2 separate regions of the Mus musculus genome follow, and region 1 is linked to region 2. Evidence: chromatin contacts called from ENCODE Hi-C data. All regions are on one chromosome and are shown on one strand. Each heading gives the region's core, a stretch centred on a gene start or an enhancer-like site at or near the end of the contact. The rest is flanking DNA. Distances are from core to core; before and after follow the strand shown. Region 1 has its middle 29 kb from the start of Gm31221. Region 2 holds the start of Nrf1 (nuclear respiratory factor 1).

Evidence for each region. Hi-C counts contacts between places; a loop is a spot of excess contacts on that map.
Region 1: a loop to region 2 is called in a map of heart, with 2.6 times the contacts of the local background. The contact joins the enhancer-like site here to the promoter of Nrf1 in region 2. A Hi-C loop is called at or near these places in 1 of 37 maps with a recorded cell type or tissue (heart).

What each region holds. Positions count from the first base shown.
Region 1 is chr6:30,204,100-30,210,836 of GRCm38, forward strand. No RefSeq gene overlaps it. Among named protein-coding and RNA genes, the nearest start is that of Gm31221, 29 kb to the left of the region's middle. Within about 2 kb of position 1,637, at least 1 of the 3 ENCODE cell types and tissues checked has a DNase peak (open chromatin) inside an H3K27ac peak, as active enhancers do; it is heart, where a contact is called at or near this core.
Region 2 is chr6:30,043,445-30,050,879 of GRCm38, forward strand. It overlaps Nrf1 (nuclear respiratory factor 1), which reads left to right and starts at 4,544. Exons shown (of 12, transcript NM_001164226.1): 1 at 4,544-4,669.

The DNA of each region.
Region 1 (6,737 bases), core at 387-2,886, 160 kb after region 2:
AACCCCATCACTTCAAAACAGAGGTAGTTGGATCTCTGTGAGTTCAATCAGCCTGGTCTACAGAGTGAGTTCAGAGGTACACAGAGCAAAGTCTTTTTTGTTGTTGTTGTTTTGAGACAGAGTTTTGCTTGTAGTCCAAACTGGCTTTGATAAAACTAACAACCCCCCATCTCAGCTTCCTCAGTACAACCATATGCCACCATGGCTGGGTATAAATCTTCTTAAAGCTCAGCATATGGCCTTTCCCACCTGGCCCTTACTAACTTGTGTATAATAATAATAATAATAATTTGTTATTATTATTATTATTATAATACAGGCTTTGCCTCAAGAAACCACAGTCCCTTATTTTTACATTTATGTATTCAGGGGGGAGAGTGTGTTAATGGCATGGCATATGTGTGGAGGTCAGAGGTCGGCTTTCAGGAGTTGGTTCCTCTTCTGCCACCACAGGGATCCCGGAGATTGAACTCAGGTCACCAGACTCAGGGGGGAGTGACCTTTAGAGACAGGGCTGAATCATAAGAGCACCATCCAATTTCCCACCCACACTAAGAGGCCTGGTCCTCAGGAACACGGGCTGCAAATGTCAGGAAGCGGCGGAAACCTGGTGTAAGGGCAAAGCAACTAGCTTTCCACCAGCGGGAGAGGCGGGCGGCCAGCTTGCAGGCAGACCCTCTTCCTGGCCTCTGCCAACTGGGACCAAAGGCTCTCCTCTTTCCCCAGCGCTGGCATTCTCCGAATTCAGAAAAGCTGCTCTGGAAGGCGGGAGAGGGAACCCCCGGGATCCACATGGCAGGCAGGGAGAGTCCAGCAAACTGCATTGTGTCCTCCACACAGGAGGGAACAGATGCTGGGCAGGCAGCGCAGCTCGAGCTGGAGAGGCCCTCATCCCAGGGCTCCGTGTGAGTGAATTACTGGCAGGGGACCATGTTGTCCTGAGCCCGTGTGCTCCTTTACAGGCCCTAAAACCCGCGGTCTCACCGCTTCCCTGCAGCCCGAGCCACACTGCTGGGCCAGTCCCCTGACCTCAGGGGTCCTCTGCTAGTAAGGGCCTGCCAGCTCACCCTGAGGTCCTCCATGCAGGACAAAGGCCGCCTCCTTCAGTCTGGAAATGACTGCTCTCAGTCCAGGTGTCTTTGAATGGGCACTGTCTGCTCAAACAACCCAAAGCCACCTTCTCCATTCCTTACTGTTAGCATGTGCTGCCCGTGTGAAAAGAAAGATCTAAAAGATCTAAGTACTTTCACTTTAAATTGTTCTCAGCTTGGCTTTTTTTTTTTTTTTTTTTTTTTTTTTGGTTTTTCGAGACAGGGTTTCTCTGTGTAGCCCTGGCTGGCCTGGAACTCACTTTGTAGACCAGGCTGGCCTCGAACTCAGAAATCTGCCTGCCTCTGCCTCCCAAGTGCTGGAATTAAAGGCGTGCCACCACTGATCGGCTTGGCTTCTTTTTTTGTTGTTTGTTTGTTTGTTTGTTTGTTTGTTTTTGTTTTTTGTTTTTGCGGAACAGGGTTTCTCTATATATCCCTGGCAATTGACAGGTTGGGGTCCTGTGTTCAGAGGACAGGTGTGGTAGTCACAGAGCGGGGATGGGGATGCTTTGTGCCACCAGCCAGGCTCTCCCTCGCGAGGCGCAGAGCCGGGGCCAGCACGAGCCCCGCGCGCCCCCTGGCGGCGGAGCCGAGGAGGGACACTCTGGAGAGCCTGTGGCGTCTCAGCAGCTCTGGGGTCACAGCATCTGCCACCGCGGGCGGTCTCAGCTGTCTACGGACTATCCAGAACGGCGGAGCCCCGGTGTCCTCAGATCCTGGAAGTCACGCCCCTCCCGTCCCGGAGGATGAAGCTGAGGCTAAGGGGACAGCCAGGTGGAGCCTCAGAGCCCCCCACCCCGCGAGCCTCTGCTCCCACTGCCTGGTACTTCCACTGTCCCTGAAGGCATCTAGGCTCCGGGATTATTTGCCTTCTATACAGAAAAACCCTAGCAGCCAGCAGAGGCTTCCAGCAGCAGGAGGGTGGGGGGCGCTTCCCGGTACTGAGCATAAATTCCTTTCTTTTTAACTCCCTCCTCCCCTCTACGCACTTTGTCTCTGGGAGAGTACTGCATTTTTTCACGGTATATACACATTAATTAGAGCTCAAAACAAGCACTGTACATTTTTCTGCAAAACTTTGTTCTAGTAAAACAATAACAAAACTTCTGGGAGGCAGAGGCAGGCAGATCTCTGAGAGTTCAAGACCAGCCTGGTGTACAGATCGAACTCCTGGACAGCCAAGGCTAGGCAGAACAACTCTGTCTCCAAACAAACAAATATTGTATTTAGATTCTATTTTATGCATGTGTGCTTTTGCCTGCATATGTATGTGGACCATTTATTTGTGTGCCTGGCACAGGTGGAGGTCAGAAGATCTCCTGGAACTGTAGTTATGGGTGGCCGAAGTCTCCATGGGTGCTGGGAACTGAACTCAGGACCTCTGGAAGAGCAGTCAGTGTTCTTAATCACTGAGCCATCTCTCCAGCCCCCTGAATGTTTGTAGACAGGATTGGCCAAATTGGCTTTCAACTCAAACTTCTCCGCCTCCTCAGCACTGACCAGAGACTGGCTATGCCTTTGACCACTGAGAAATTAGCATTCGTGTTGATAGATACATACTGAACTAATATTACCATCACTAAAGTGCAAATTAACTCATGAACTTTTTCTTTTTCTTTTTTTTTTATTTTATTTTATTTTATTTTATTTTTTTTTGGTTTTTCGAGACAGGGTTTCTCTGTACAGCCCTGGCTGTCCTGGAACTCACTTTGTAGACCAGGCTGGCCTCGAACTCAGAAATCTGCCTGCCTCTGCCTCCCGAGTGCTAGGATTAAAGGCGTGTGCCACCATGCCCGGCTTACTTTTTCTTTTTCTTTTCTTGAGACAGGGTTTCTCTGTATAGTACTGGCTGGCTGTCCTGGAACTCACTCTGTATAGACCAGGCTGGCCTTGAACTCAGAAACCTGCCTTATCTTTGCCTCCCAAGTGCTTGGATTAAAGGCGTGTGCCACCACTGCCCGGCAACCCATTAACTTGTAAGTATCAATTATACAGCAAACAGGTAATATTGAGCTAAATAAATTATTTATTATCTTTTTAATATTATCTTTTTAAATAAGGTATTGTCCCTGTCTAAAGGAAATGCAGGGACAAAAATGGAGCAGAGGCTGAAGGCCAGGCCGTCCCGGGACTGTCCCGCTGTGTGATCCATTCCATCCACAGACACCAAACCCTGGCACTATTGCTGATGCCTTGATGTACTTAGGGCCTGGCATGGCTGTCCTCTCAGAGGCTCTGCCAGCACCTGACTAAGACAGATGCAGATACTCACAGCAACCATTGGACTGAGCCTGGGGACCCCAATGGAAGAGTTAGGGGAAGGACTGAAGGAGCTGAAGGGGGTTGCAACCCCATAGGAAGAACAAGAGTATCAATTAACCAACCAGACCCCTCAGTTCCCAGGGGCTAAACCACCAACCAAAGAGCACACATGACTCCAGCTACATATGTAGCAGAGGACGGCCTCATCTGGCATCAGTGGGAGGGGAGGTGCCTGGTCCTGTGAAGGCTTGGTGCCCCAGTGAAGGAAGATACCAGAGGGGTGAGGCAGGAGTGGGTGGGTGGGTGGGTGGGTGAGGGAGCACGCTCTTGGAAGCAGAGGGGAGGGCGTGGGGAGGAGGTTGTAGAGGGGAGATCGGGATGGGGGGACAACATTTGAAATGTAAACAAATGATTAATGAACTTAAAAAATAAGGAAAAAAAAACCAGTGACCACCAGAAAGTTGTTTTTTGTTCTTTTGTTTTTGTTTTCTGTTGTTTTTTCAAGACAGGGATGGCGATGGCATTCTATATTTCTGCTCTAGAGAGTATGCTCCTGATCAGTTTTTATTTGTTGGTATTGAAGGTTGAACCCACAGCCTCACACACAGGATTCTACTACTGAACTACATACTACTGATTCTCCTGGCCCTACAGCTGACTTTATCTCTACTGAAGGCCTCAGAAACACTGGCAATGCTGCTGTCAGTGGAAATGGGCTGTGTTGGAGGACAAGTCCTGACTCTCAGATCTGGACCAAAACTATGGAACTGACATCTGGGCAGGTCAGCCATGGTGTATCTGGGTCCCAGACGGTGAAGAGGTCAGCTCAGAGTATTTGGAAAATTCCAGACCCCTCCTCTCCTGGAAGAGAAAGGTCATGAAACACTTAGGTACCCCCACTCTCCGGAAGGGAGAGGCTAATTACATTCCTTAGACCAGTGTGTGTGTGTGTGTGTGTGTGTGTGTGTGTGTGCACTTGCATGTTTACTATCAGTTACGTGCAGGTGGCAGAGGCCCAGAGCACTTAGACACATTTCATGTTGGCCATCTACAGACAAGGGAAGTCCTTGCCACCTCATTCTCTTTTTTTCTTTTTTTAAAGATTTATTTTTTATTTATGTGAGTACACTGTAGCTATCTTCAGACACACACCAGAAGAGATCCCATTACAGATGGTTGTGAGCCACCACGTGGTTGCTGGGAATTGAACTCAGGACCTCTGGAAGAGCGCTCTTAACCAACTGAGCCATCACTCCAGCCTGCCACTTCATTCTCTAAAGACCAATCAGTTTAAGTCACACTCTTCTGTCAATCACATTGTGCCCAATGGCTGCTGCTTTGAAAACTGTATAAATACTCGCCCAAATGTGCTGTGTGGTCGTTCTCTCTCACCTCCATGTGTAGGACAACCCCAAAGCGCTGGAACAATAAATTCCTCTTGCTTTTTGCATGGATTCCTGGCTCTGCATCATTCACTCAGGGAGTTCCCAGTAAGCTACGCCTTGCCAGAGTCTTACAACAGAAGGCTCCAGTAGGTGCAGGCCATCGACTCTGTACTTTGAACAGCATGAGGTCATAGTTCACAAAGCCTTAAGTCCTAGGATCCAGCATAGTAACCACACACTCTCTCTCTCTCTCAGTTACGGCCCCAGGATGGAGGGAGGGCTGGTCTACTCACTGGAGTGCTCACAATGGAATCCTAAGAGGGCAGAACTTTCTGCATACAGGGCAAAGCAGTGGTTCTCAGCCTTCCTAATGCTACAACCCTTTAATACAGTTCCTCCTTTTGTGGTGATTCTCAGTCATGAAATTATTTTCATTGCTATTTCATAACTGTAATTCTGCTGTTATGAATCAATTCAAATATCTGTGTTTTCCGACCTTTGTGAAAAGGTCATTTGATCCCCAAAGGAGTTGTGACCACAGGTTGAGTGAGACCCATTGCTCTGGAGGAAGGCGTTTATGTTTCTCAGCTGCTATCAGCACAGAACTCTTTTGAAATCTGCAGAAGGGTTTCTTGGGTTTTGTTTTGTTGAGAGAGGATCTGGTCCTGGAACTCTTTATGTATAGCAGGCTGCCTCTGTGCTGAGATCTACCTGCTTCTGCCTACTGAATGGGCCGAGGATTAGAGGTATATAATGCCACCATGCCTGGCCCAGAAGGGCATACACACACACACACATACACACACATGTGTGTATATGTATGAAAAAAAATCTGTGTTATCTATTATGTGTGTGTGTGTGTGTATTTCCATCCCCATAGACAAGAACACAGCTCTGAACTAGATAGAGGGAACACTCCTTTGAGGTAACTTTAAATACCCGAGGGGTCAGAAAACCTTCACCTTTCCAGAGGTTGTAGCTCTGGAGATCACACCTCAGCCAGCCACAATGAACTATCTTGGGGTGTGTTTGGTGGGTCTAGGAGTTGTGGGTATCCTAAACCTTGTTTTTCTTCTCTGGTGGGTAGGGCACCCCGAGATTCCAGGGTTTCAGCACCTCAGTCCAGAGGGGGAGGGTCCTGTTGCCCTTCAGACTGAGAGAAGTTCCTAAATTGTCATGGTTTGTATGTCCTTGGACCAGGGAGTGGCACCATTTGGAGGTGTGACCTGGTTGGAGTAGGTACGTCACTGTGGGTGTGGGCATAAGATCCTCACCCTAGTTGCCTGGAAGTTAGTCTTCCACTAGCAGCCTTTGGATGAAGACATAGAACTCTCAGCTTCTCCTGCACCATGCCTGCCTGGATGCTGCCATGTTCCCACCTTGATGGTAATGAACTGAACCTCTGAACCTGTAAGCCAGCCCCAATTAAATGTTTTTTTATAAGACTTGCCTTGGTCATGGTGTCTGTTCACAGCAGTAAAACCCTAACTAATACATAAGTACAACCTCTGGGACCCCAACTGTCTAAAATCACAAACTTTAGAAACCCCCTCTCCTGGAAAAGGAGCCATGCCTCAGGAAAGGAGGACAAGGTTTTGACACCCAGAGGGCTGCTGAGGGTGAGATTGCTGTGGACTCCTCCTGGGGCTGTTACCCACATTTCCCAGTTCAGTCAAAAATGGGTTCTATGAACTCCCAAAGTCTCTTGGGTCTAAAAACTCCAAACCTGTATTAGGACCTTAGTGTTCCAAGTAGCCTTTAAAGGGGCTATGGTATTGAATCAGGTCTGCAAGGAAGACTTGCAGACTTCATTGTTTAGCCAAGGACTGAAGGGTACAGGGGCTGGAACTTAAGTAGCCCAGCTCCTACGGGATTCAATAGCTCTGGTTTCCAGGCCTTTGGGTAAGGGGCTAGTGAGGACCACATGTTGAACTGCTGTTTCAGGAGTGCCTCATTGCTCTACCTTATTCAAGGGACAGTCCCAGGTGTCTGGTGCCTG
Region 2 (7,435 bases), core at 3,294-5,793:
AAAAAAAGATAAGTTTTACTGTATCTTTTAAAAATCTTATGTGCATTGGTGTTTTGCTTGTATGTATGACGGTGTGAAGGTGTCAGATCCCCTGGAACTGGAGTTACAGACAGTTGACTGGAGTTACTATATGGGTGCTGGGAATTTGAACCTCGGTCCTCTGGAAGTGCGACAGTGCTCTTAATCGTTGAGACATCTTTCCAGCCCCCTCAAACTAGAGTCTTAACGTTTACTTCTTATCAAGACAGAGTCACGCCAGACTGGCTGGCAGGATTAATATCTGTAGACTTTGCTCAATGCTGGAGTTGTCCAAGCCTGTTTAGCCCAAGAATTTGTCGATTCTTTGTGTGTGTGTGTGTAATGATGCATTGATACATGACCTGGCTGGACTGCCTCTTTGAATGTTTGAATGTCAAAGATAGCCCTTGTCACCTCTCAATAATACGAGGAAGCTGACCTATACTGTCCCAGGAAAATGGAACTTACTTCATAGTTTCTCAAGTTGAACAGAATCTTATTCTGTTTTGGGGACGGGTATGGGGGGTGGTGGTGGTAAAATTTGCTCCCAGTCTGCCTCTACCTAGATGGGCAAATGAGATAGAGAGACATGAGTCTCCTTTAGATCTCAGTGGCTTAACTCATGTTTGATCCCCAGGAAAGTTGCACTGTTAATGTCTTAGCCCTTGCTCAACATTGTCAAAAGTGATCTGTCATACTAAGTTAAGCCTCAATGCTCAAAGAAGCCATTAGGATCATCTGTCTTAAATAAAAATAATTAGCCAGGCAGTGGTGGCACTCGCTTTTAATTCCAGCACTTGGGAGGCAGAGGCAGGCGGATTTCTGAGTTTGAGGCCAGCCTGGTCTACACAGTGAGTTCCAGGACAGCCAGGGCTATACAGAGAAACCCTGTCTCGAAAAACCAATATATCTTTATATCTATCTACCTATCTATCTACCTATCTATCTATCTATCTATCTATCTATCTATCTATCTATCTATATCTTGTAAAGGTGTCCATAGCATGGCAGGCACAAGGTCAGAAGACAACTTTTGGGAGTAGGTTCTCTGCTTCCGTAGTGTCGCCCAAGTCCAGGGATTGAACTCAGGTCATCATGTTTGCTTGATAAGCACTTTTGCCAGTAAAACATCCTGAGGTCTCCTCATCTACCATTTTTCTTTCTGTCCTTGGAACAAAAAGACAAGAATAGAAAAAGAATGCCAAACTTTATCATCTAATGAGCTCAGTCAGATCTAATCTCAGGTGGGTAAGGTGTCTTCCAGAATTTCATTGATAACCTAATCAATCAACTCAGAAATATGCAGAAGGACCCCGGAGAAATGATTGTGTAGGGCGGGTCTGAGAATCTGTTGACATAAGACTTGCATACAAAGGGCTTGGTGTGTTTGACCTTAGCAAAAACCAAACAAAACAAAGCACAAAACCCTCTGATCAAGAGGACTCCTACCAACACAAGAATCCCCATTCTCATGTCAGCCAGTTTGTCTTGGCGGCAGCAATTTCAATTTGTTTGGGTTGCTTAATGTCATTAAATCTTAAGACTGGGGCCTGGAGAGATGGCTCAGCGGTTAAGAGCACTGACTGCTTTTCCAGAGGTCCTGAGTTCAATTCCTAGCAACCACATGGTGGCTTACAACCATCTATAATGAGATCTGGTGCCCTCTTCTGGTGTGTCTGAAGACGGCTACAGTGTATTCATATATATAAATTAAATAAATAGAATTTAAAAAATTTTAAGACTGTACAGAACTAATATAAGGGTGATGAAAAAGTCATTTACAGCATTCATCCCATCATATTGGCCCTGGCAATAAGTATTCTGTGTAACTTGGTATTAGAATATTTGTAGTACAAACTGTCAAAAGTTCCACAGAAGTTAATGCTGTCTGACACTAAGGTTCTCTTGTGCTTTGTGAGTGGGTGTGGATAGCCATCTAAAAGCTCTGGTAGGGTCAGGATCAGGACTGGTTCCATCTCCATCTGAGTTGGGGCAAGTAACATTGGCATGTTTTGGCTTCTTCATCTGTCAAAAGGGACCATAGTAGTACTTACGTAATGGCCTCCATTGGAGAATGAAATGAGAGGGAGAGTGTAGGGGCTGGGGATATTGCTCAGTTGTTTGTTTGCCTAGCAAAACCCATGAGGTCCTGGGTTCAATCCCCAGCACACATTAACTGAGCATGGCAGCACAGGTCTGGTATCCCACCACTTGGGAGGCCAGGACAGGTCAACCTCAGGTGGAGGTTAGCTTGGGCTACTGAGGCCATTGTAAACAGAGAAGGGAGCTAATGCAGATGTCGCTGGTAAGTCCTGTATGATAAGGAAAGGCAAAGCAAGCAGGCTTGGGGGATGAGGGATGAAAGCCATGTCCAGACTAAAGGAGTAACAAGCTGTTCTGATGGAAAGTTCTAGCACGCGAGAAGACAGCCGTGAGAAATGTTCTGAGCAGAGGGGTAGTATTCCTTGATCTCTATGATCCAACAGCTTCCCAGTTCTTCTGTAGCCTGAGAGAGACGCAGCAGATGAAGTCAGAGATGGCACCGTGGGTGAGGACATCAAAGTTCTCAAAGCCACCTTCAAGGATTTTAGACGTTAGACATCCCAAACAGGGAAATAACACAACACAATCTGCTTTTTTTTTTTTTTTTTTTTTTTTTTTTTGAGACAGGGTTTCTCTGTATAGCCCTGGCTGTCCTGGAACTCACTCTGTAGACCAGACTAGCCTCGAACTCAGAAATCCACCTGCCTCTGCCTCCCGAGTGCTGGGATTAAAGGCGTGTGCCACCACGCCCAGCTACGATCTGCTTTTTTTTAAAAAAATGAAGAAAAGAGTCCATTCAAGTTGAAGTGTGCAGAAGGGGCTGGGGAGAGCAAGTCCAGGGTCTGGGAGCCAGTTCAGAGTCTAAGTGCAGCACCTCCACACGAAAGCAGCCTGGACCAAAGTCAGAAAGAGGCAACAACGCTTTAAAGATGTCATTGGATGGCCAGGCAGAGGGTCCATGTCTTTAATCCCAGAACTTGGAAGGCAAGGACAGGATAAAAATCTCTGAGTTAGAGGCCAGGCCAGTCTGGTCTTTATGGTGAGTTTCAGGCCATCCTGGGCTACATAGTTGAGACCCTATCTCAAAAAAAAAAAAAAAAAAAAAAAAAAATCATTGAGGCAAAGAGGAAAGAGCAGACATTATTCCTACAGGGATGGGTAGTGACAGTGATATCGGTTTGATTTAGAAAACATTAAGGGTGCCAGGCAGTGGTGGCGCACGCCTTTGATCCAAGCACTGGGGAGGCAGAAGCACGCAGATTTCTGAGTTTGAGGCCAGCCTGGTCTACAGAGTTCTTGGACAGCCAAGCCAGGGCTACACAGAGAAACCGTCTCTAAAAACCAAAAAAAAGGAAAAAGAAAAAAAAAGAAAGGAAGGAAGTAAGGAAGGAAGGAAGAGAAAAGAAACCGTTAAGGGAAAAAGGCATTCAGTTAAGCTGGGCAGTGGTGGCACACGCCTTTAATCCCAGCACTGGGGAGGTAGAGGCAGATGATCTCTGGGTTGGAGGTCAGCTTGGTCTGCAGAGTGAGTTCCAGGACAGCCTGGTCTACACAGAGAAATCCTGTCTTGGACTAAAAAAAAAAAAAAAAAAAAACTACATAAGACAAAGGTATCCAATTAAAAAAATGTTTGCTTATTTGTTAAGCTGTTTTCTGACACCATGTGGGGCATTTATCTAGTGCACATTAAATCTCCCAGAAGTGTTAAAAATGCAGATTCTAGGTTTCAGTTGGAGCTGGGACTCCCGGTGGTTCTGATGGGGGCTCCTGATGACATAACAAAAGCAACCCAAACTACCCCATGTCCCCAACCTTTCATTTTCCCACTGTCTGCTCACTTGTTAGGCATACTAGGATACCCTATTGCTTCATCTAAGCGCCGAGAAAGCAAGGGCAAGAACTTACTTTTTTATTTTTATTAAATAGAGCCTTGGTTTGCTAACAGGTGCACTTCGGAGCACCCATAACAGCATCCAGTACGGAAAGGGGCCCTTTAGAAATGTTGGTCTAAGGAACGAGAGAATAAATTACCATATTGCTTTGTACCAAAGTTCCCCGTTTACAGATCTGGTTGGGGCTTTGAAACAGAGAAACAAAGCGCATTTCAGAGAGGGGTCGAGGCGACTACGCAAAGGCGCGCCGAGTAAAATGTGGGGGAGCCGCTTTGGAGCGGAGGTCTCAGTTCCCCGCGCTCGGCTCCGAGCGGAGGGCTCCTTCGGATTAGCAACCATCTTGGGCGGCATGAACCACTTCGCCGCCGCGTCCGCGACTTGCTCAGCCGGTTGCCCTCCTGGTCCGGGCCCCGGCCAGCGCTGCCGAGCCGCACCAGAGGCCGACGAGGCGGCCGGGGGTCTCAGAGAGCGCCGCCGAGAGCCCCCTCCCCGGAGCCGCAGAGCCGTGCTGGCCTCGCCATCATGGCGGTCTCCGGGCGGGGAAGCCGAGCCGTGCGTCGCGTGCGTGCCTCCTCCCTCCCCTCCCCCTCCTCGGCGGCGGCGGCGGCGGCAGAGGCGGCAGCGCTCGCCATTGCCGCTGGTGGCAGGAGGCTGCGAGGAGCCGGCGCGGTCGCAGTCTCCACGGCGCAGGCCCACGGTAGCGCAGCCGCTCTGAGGTGAGTGCCCTACCGCGCAATCTCCAGCTATTTCAGCCCCGGCGCAGCCGCAACACGCCGCCCGCCCGCCGGCCGGCCGGCCCGCCCCGCAGCCGGCACCCTGCCGCCCCCGGCTCGGGGCCTGGGCCCCCGCCGGATTCGGCCTGCCTGGGGCGGGGGGCCCGGGCCCGGGCCCGGCCCAGCCAAACCGCCACCCCGAGGATGCGCAGGCCGCACTAGGCCCCGGGCGTCCTGGCGGGCTCGGTAGGGAGGCGGCTGCCCTCCCGAGAGCCCCAGGGTTCCGGCCTCCCCTACCGCCTCGGGTTCTCCCGGCCGCGGCCTCCTCCGCGCCGTGGAACCCCGGGCCTGGTCTTCCTTCTGCGGGCTCGGGAGCCGGCGGCCCGGGAGAGCGCGCCGGGCCCGGGAGCGGGAGGTGGGTGGGCTGCGCGGGACCGGAGCGGCGGCTCGGCGCTCGCCCCCTCGGCTCTTCCCGGCTCTGGCCCGCCGGTGGCTCGGTGCGGCCGGGCGGGGCGCGGGAGTGGCTGTCTCTGGCGGGAGAGGAGGCTGGTGGTTCGGCCGGGCGACCTCCGAAGCTTCCCTCCCGCCGGGGTGGCGTGGGATGGTTACCCAGGTGGACTGGGGGGCGCTGAATATGGCGCGCTGCCCACCTTCTTGCAAGTTGTGAGGAGGCGCCTAGGCGGCAGTTCGAGGAGGAGGAGGAGGGCGCAAAGTCCTTTTGTACGCAGAAATAAGGAGCGACATTGTGTTTTTCCTCTCCGGCGGAGATACCCACCGAGGGGCCTGGGTTCTTCCTGGGACTGGCGTGGTGGTCTCCGGGGGACAGGAGGGGGAGGTGGCGCACCCCTTAAGAAGGAACGGAGCCTTTGCCTCGGATAAAACAGGGGGTCTGGGGTGGTCTTGTGCTTGATTCTCTCCCACATCTCCCAGGCTTTCGTGGATTCGTGGGTTTGCCATTGCATGTTCTGTAGTGATGTCCACTGTTTCTCACCTGTTGTGTCGTTGCTGCTGGCCCCAAACTTTGTTCGGTGCATCTGACTACCCACCAGAACTTGAAAATGTTAAACATACATTAATGTTGTTAGAGCTTCAAAGGCTATCTGCTCTGACCAGTTGGAGGAGCTGTTAGCAGGTCATCCCCATCTTCCCTGCCATTAAAGTATCTTGTACTGATGATGGCTTATGTTAGAGTTGGTATCGGTTGGGCCGATTTTTTTTTTTTTTTAAGTAGGCAAAGCAAAACTTCCATTTTAGTGTTTAAATCTCCATTTATTGGAGAAAGTTGGTGGGAGTGAACCTGTCAGTTGGGACAGTGCTCTGTAGGAGAATGGGGACAGCTTTTGTCCTTGGAGGAGTGGTCCTTTTTGGTCCTTTTTCCAATCTTCGGCAGATCCTTTTAAATGCCTTTTCCTTTAGTCATAAACAGTAAGTTAATGGATTGTTCCTCACTCCGGGGAAGAGAAGAGGGGTGACATATATATTAAATGAGTGTTGATTTTGCTTTTTCATTTAGTTATGTCCTGACTCCCTAACATTGTTTGAAAGTTCTTGACAAGTTACCCTATAAAGTAGTAGAAATATGGCTAGTTAATGAGTACAAAGTAAGTGTATAATCGTCATGTGTAATGTGATGTAGTGACTTAATTTGGGTGCAGACTTAACTGTAATTTGTTGAGTGTAGATTTTTGGGAAGGTGTTACCCTTCCTCTTTATTTTTTTGTGCTTTGCTGGGGAATCTAACAGGGCATTGGCCATGCAGACCGTTTGCTGCTGAAATACATTGGCAGCCTTTTGTTGTTTGTTTGTTTGCCTGATAGGAATTCGACTGTTGCTAACAATTGGGTACCTAACCCACATCGAAACAAAACAATAGTCTTTTAGCCCACTTTATTTAAAATCTTGATTTCATTATAATCTCAAACTCAGCATACAGAAGGGGAGAAGAATTTTTGTCTACTAGTGAGTGGTTTATATTCTCATTTAACCAGAACCAGCCAACTCAAATTAGGTGTTTTCACAAAAATACCGGAATTATAGAAGGATTATAAAAGGGATTTCCATTTCCCTCGACACTCATACATATTTCAGTGGGACCTAAGGTTGTGGGTTTTCTGTTTTATTAAGGTATAATTACACACCCGTTGCTAATTTAGTTAGGGAGGTGAAGGCCAACAATCCTGTGATTTAAATTTGTGAATTGTCTTTGCTGATGTACTACATTTTTAACCAGACCTGGCTTGTCTGTACAAAGCATTTTATAGGAAACAAAAGCAAGCATGTACCTTTTAAGGGAAAATTAAGGTTCTTGTGTGTGTATGTATATATATATTGACAATGTGTAGCCTTGGTTATCCTGAAACTTGCCTTGTAGATCAGACTGGCCTCAAAGGATCTGCCTGCCTCTGCCTCTAGAGTGCTGGGACTAAAGGTGTGTACCACTCCACCCAGCTGGCATTTTATATCTTTTTATTTGCAATAAGACATTTAGTAAATGTTGGAATAATAGTGACGATGAACAGCAATTACTGAAGTTGGGTTTTGTTTCTGAACAAAAAAATCAGCATAGAAAGGCATGTTGATTTATTTTTGCTTAGGATGGAGGTGGTGGGAGATAAACTGTTAGTCTTGAGAAGTAGACTCCAGGAAGCGAACCTGTCAACTCCTGTCAGGTTCTTAGACACGCTCAGTGCTCCACACTGACACACACTTGCTCACCTACTCAAACTTGGAGGTGTGCCGTTGTACTTCACAAACGTCTGCTCTCTCCTC